2 separate regions of the Mus musculus genome follow, and region 2 is linked to region 1. Evidence: chromatin loops called from intact Hi-C (ENCODE). Cell type or tissue: heart. All regions are shown on one strand. Region 1 overlaps Plg (plasminogen). Region 2 overlaps Igf2r (insulin-like growth factor 2 receptor).

What was found. A loop is a pair of places that touch in the nucleus more often than their neighbours do. Peaks named below come from ENCODE experiments on the same cell type or tissue, not always from the same donor. Only the 100,000 strongest peaks of a DNase experiment are listed, where the experiment ranks them.
Region 2: a loop joins it to region 1, with 7 times the contacts of the local background. A loop is called at or near these places in 1 of 42 quality-filtered maps.

The regions. Positions count from the first base shown.
Region 1 is chr17:12,414,941-12,417,440 of GRCm38, reverse strand. The region is part of intron 17 of Plg (plasminogen); the gene reads right to left. Among named protein-coding and RNA genes, the nearest start is that of Plg, 38 kb to the right of the region's middle. In heart, a CTCF peak has its summit at 1,027 (motif pointing left); DNase peaks (open chromatin) are centred at 740, 1,020, 2,020 and 2,210; H3K27ac peaks cover 1,130 bases.
Region 2 is chr17:12,688,636-12,691,135 of GRCm38, reverse strand. It overlaps Igf2r (insulin-like growth factor 2 receptor), which reads left to right. Exons shown (of 48, transcript NM_010515.2): 42 at 890-1,004; 43 at 2,000-2,146. Among named protein-coding and RNA genes, the nearest start is that of Slc22a1, 14 kb to the right of the region's middle. In heart, a CTCF peak has its summit at 1,400 (motif pointing right); a DNase peak (open chromatin) is centred at 2,135; H3K27ac peaks cover 849 bases.

The DNA of each region.
Region 1 (2,500 bases):
CAAGGAACAAGCTGGTAACATAGTACAATTTCATTTAATTCATCTAATTAATTCATTTACTTCTTGCACCAGTTCCAGAAAGTAGCAACTTCTATGATTCCTGATAGGCAATTAAGGAAACCAAGGCTTAGTGTGGACAGTGTTTACCTGGAACTTGGAGCTGTGGGCCCTTCCCGCCCCCACTCCCTGTTCACAAAGGCTCCACACCTCTACCTCTGCCATCTATTTTCAGCCCATGATATTTTCTTAAGTCTAAGTTCTCAGAAACAACATATACATGTTTATATTCAGGATATTTTCGAGATAGGTATGGCCAGAAAACACACCAGAAAACATCAGTCCATAACACCCTCACGAGTGTCCACGTTGAACTATTATTAAAATATTAATAATTTTTAACTAGCTAATGTAATAGGTGTAAATTGTTTTGATTCATTTTTCTAATCTATATTTCTCCAGCAATGAGAGAAAGGGAACATTTAATCCCTTACTCGATTTATGAGTTGTATCTCTTCTTTATATATTAAAAAACAAAAACAAACAAACAAAACAGAAACAAACAAACAAACAAAAAAACCCTGCTGCTTTTGTGTGCCAGACGCCAGACTGAGCCAGAACACTTGCAGCAATGCCAGAGGAAGGGCTGTTGTGCAGAGGGATCCACCCAGGACTTAGCGAGCTTGACGAGAACCCAGCTTTCCAGTTTGCAAGCCCAGCTTTCTCCAGAGTTTTGTAACACGCTTTTGCTTTGCTAGCACAGAGCAGCCAAGAAATAAAGGACAGTGCCTTCCCCTGACACTTGGACTAGACTTGTCTTAGGTTCAGAAAAATGTGTAATCTGTCTGGTGATTATAGGAGCTGGAAGAGACATGTCTTAAGGTCATGGGACCAGAAGGGATGGTGGGCATTGCTCGAACTAAGTCCAGGAGTGGAGATACATATTAGGCTGAAATTGTTCTGAGCCCTGAGGAAACCACCTCTGGGTGGTTTACAGGACGTTGTGGTCTGTGAAGATATGCTGCCATCTGGTGGCCAAAGGAGAGAAGGCATCTCTGGAGGCCTGAAGGGTACTAGTAAATGACCTAGGGGCAAAAGCCCTACTGGGGGGGGGTGGGGGGGCACCAGGCTAAGTCTAGCAGTAGTCAGGCCCCCTGAAAATCCAGGAGGACAGCAAAAACCAATCTAGAAGAATCCTCAGCCTCAACACCAGCTAGCCATTGGAGTTTGAAAATCTGAGAAAGCCTGAGGCGTGAAGTGAAGAGAGATTTACCTAGGAAGCTAAAATCGCTGATTGACTAGATGTCGTTATTGCCATCTAGTAATGGTGAGGTGGAAATGATGATGACGATGATGGTGATAAGGGTGACTGTGAATGATGGGGATGTTGGTGATGTTGATGTTGGTGATAGAGACAAGTCTAGCCACAGCGTCTGGGGAAGGGACTGTCCGTGATTTCTGGGCTGCTCTGTGCTAGCAAAGCAAAGGCATGCTACAAAACTCTGGAAAAAGCTGGGCTCAGCAGCAGCAGCTGCAGTTTGCAACTGTAACAGAAGTATGTTTACTCAGGTCTTTATGGATACGGGGAACAGAGAAAGGGGGTTCTGGTGCTCAATGGGCTACCTCCCCCTCTTACCATCCCCCCCACCCCCAAAATGCCCATGGTATGTCCAGAGCTATGTCTCCTAGTTGTCCAGTTGACAATGAAGATCAATCACAAAGTTGATTTTGGGGGTGGGGAGGCGGGGCTTAGAAGCCTTTCACTCAACATTCCAAGGGCGGCTGAGGGATCAGCTCTTGTTGTGTACGGGCGTGCGTGGGCCTTGCCCCCAACTACAGAGCAGATCATGTAGCAAAGGTCTGAGCCAGGCGGAACTGGTTCAGAAAAACGTGGCTCAGGACCAGAGTCTGAGCTTTCCCAGCCTAGGCAGGTTATTGTTCCCACTGTGGGAAAAGTGACACCCTTTATTCCCATTGAGAGAGCCAAAAGTAACCCAACATCTGTAGCCACGATCCTCGTGTGACCTGAATGACTCCCAGATGGTGGCTGGATAGAGCCCGAGGTCCCAGGCCAGCACTAGAGAGGTCTGACTTTCTTGATCACTAGAAATTTCTCTCCTTCTGCTTAAATCAATTGGAGTTGGGTTTTCTCTCATTGCTTCTCCCACCACAGCCCTACAGCAGGCCTCCAGCCTAGGAGACCACTAGGGAGATCTCCCTAACTGTCCACAGCTGGTGAGCGGGAAGCGGGGCTCCTCCCCAGGTCTCTGCAGCCAGCCTCTGCTTTTCCTGCTGTACCTTCCTCCACACACACACACACCCGCACCCCTCCCCCCACCCCTCCCCCGTCTCTGAACATCAGGCTCCTCGTCTGCACATAGGAACAACATCTAACTCCCATGAGTTTGTAGCACACAGGTTTTTTTCTTTAAATGCAAACCACTTAAGGACGACCTAGCACTTCCATGGGTAAAACATCAGTTTCCAAGGTTCCAAAGTTCCT
Region 2 (2,500 bases), 270 kb before region 1:
ACTTGACTCAGTTGCTGCATCAAGATTGGCAAGGTGAGGCTGTCCCTGGTGTGATGGAGAAAGTGCCTGAGCTTTGGTGGAAACCCGGTGACTAGTTGAAGCATTTCTACCCCCTTCCTGGAACATGAAGTCCATGCTGTTTTGATACTCTGAGGCACAGGGAGCCTGTTCAAAGCACCTTCGCTGATCATGTTCCGGATGCACATTGGCTTCTCAATGTACATCTACACACATCTAAAAAAGCTATGGTCACACAGGGCGCTGTACAGATGGCTCCGTGTTCCCTTGAGCTCTTGGCTAGGAATCATGACACGATCATCAAGGGAAGGAAGGGATCGGCTGTTAGAGGACAGGCACATTTTCCCAACTAAGGGAGCACACAAGGACCAGGCTGTGTTGGGGGTTAGACATTCTACTCTGCCTCTAAGGCTAGAGTAGGATCCCGATTGCGCTGTTTGAACTACAAGGTGACATGGATATTGAAATGGAGAGGGGATTCTGAGGGAATTCCCATGGCCTTTAATAACAAACTCAATCAAGAAAGTGGCCTCCCTTTGAGAATTAAAATCTCAACACATGAACCAGCTGGGCAAACTCACATCTTAGGAATTCTCTATTCCCGAAGTTCCTGACTACTGTAGAGCTGGATGCTAGTCATATAGGTGTGGCCATGGAGGCTTAGCATTCATTCCTGAGGATCCAGGAAGCTCATGGTCTTGCTGCTTCCTTACTTATGGTGGTATGGGTTGAGTGTATGGGCCAGTAACTGCCATTGAGTATGGAGGGCACCTTTAGACAGCCGGCACTTGCCTTTGCAGTAGATTTTTAAGCCCCGATATTGTTCTGCAGTGCACTAGAAATAATGCCAACTCATTGTCTCATGTTTCAGATGAAACGGTCATTGTTACTTACTCGAAAGGCTATCCTTGTGGTGGGAATAAGACTGCATCGTCTGTAATCGAATTGACCTGTGCGAAGACTGTGGGCAGGCCTGCATTCAAGAGGTGAGCCACAGGCGAGCACACTGTGCTCTCTGCCTCCCCCATTTCCACGTGGGAGTTGGGAATGTGCACACAGAGGAGAGGGTGTCTGGGACTGGCACTGTGTGTGGCAGAAATGCCCACTGAGACTGAGGCCTTAGAGGACAGATTGTCTCCCACAGGAGGTACCCCTACTCCATCTGAGGGCTAAGGCCACCTCAGCTTTTTTAGCCTGGTTTGCCTTAAGAAACATACTCCTGAATCAGCTTTGGAGGTGCTGACGCTAGCCTGAGCAGTGCAGATCTGGCTGCTGCCCCTCATCATGGGAGAATTAAGGGGGTGCTGATTGCACCACCAACAAGCAGGTTCTGGGTGTTGCAGGCAGTTGTTGGGTGATGTTAGAGGGATTGTGGCCAACAGGGGGAGCATGTGAACTGCTGTTTTGGAAACTGCTTTGAAAGGGTCTTTAATTTCTGAGACTAAGAGACTATTTGTACAAGTCTCGGTTCAGAGCTTCCAGCTTCATATGCTAAGGCATTTTTATTGAGTTTGGTTTTTCTCTGTGGGGATGGGGGTTGAACCTAGGGCTTCGAGCAAACCAGGCAGGTGCTGTGCTCTTGAGCGGTAGTTCCAGCTGTCTTGTTGTTTGACACAGGATGACACTAACGTGTCCAGGTTGGCCTTGGATTTGTTCTGTAACTGTGACAGGAACTTGCCACCTTTTACCTCTGTCTCAGTGGCTGGAGTCACAGGTTTGTGTCCCTAGGGTGAGCAGGCACTGCATCCTCGTCTGCTTCCCACGTTGCTAATGTTATCCTCGTACTGTGCTGAAGCATAGTGACCAGGACAGTCGTCCTGGCCCAGAGCTGTCACTCACACAGTCCCCGTGGGGACCAACAGCGGTGGCTCCCAAGGACCCTTAAGAACCCGGGCGACTGCCTCTTGCAGGCCTCTCCAGCTATGTGTGTGGCAGCCTTGCTGTGTGTGGCCCCGAGGTAACCGTGTCTGCTCCCTCTCAGGTTTGACAGTGTCAGCTGCACCTACTACTTTTACTGGTACTCACGGGCTGCCTGCGCGGTGAGGCCTCAGGAGGTGACCATGGTGAACGGAACGCTCACCAACCCTGTGACCGGCAAGAGCTTCAGCCTCGGCGAGATTTATTTTAAGTAAGTGGAAGCCTGCCTGTTTGGCTGACACACACTCCGAGGGAACAAGACCGTAAGTCTTGCCCTGTAGGCATGCTGCCAGGTAGGCAGTCTAGGCTTCAGTGACAGTTGGGAAGTGACCAAGTTTGGCTTACACCAAGCAAAAGGACTGCTTCTTTGTCATTTGACACTCAGTGGTGAATTTCTTATAAAAAGCAGTTTCCCTCTGCCCTTACTGCTGGAGCCAAGAGTCTCGGGACACAGAGAGAACAAGGAACTCTGGGCTGACCAGCATGTTAGCTAAAAGTAAGGTCCATCTCTTAGCGGTGTCACGGGCTGTCTTGGGGCAAGTGCACTGCATGTGCTGTCCGCAGT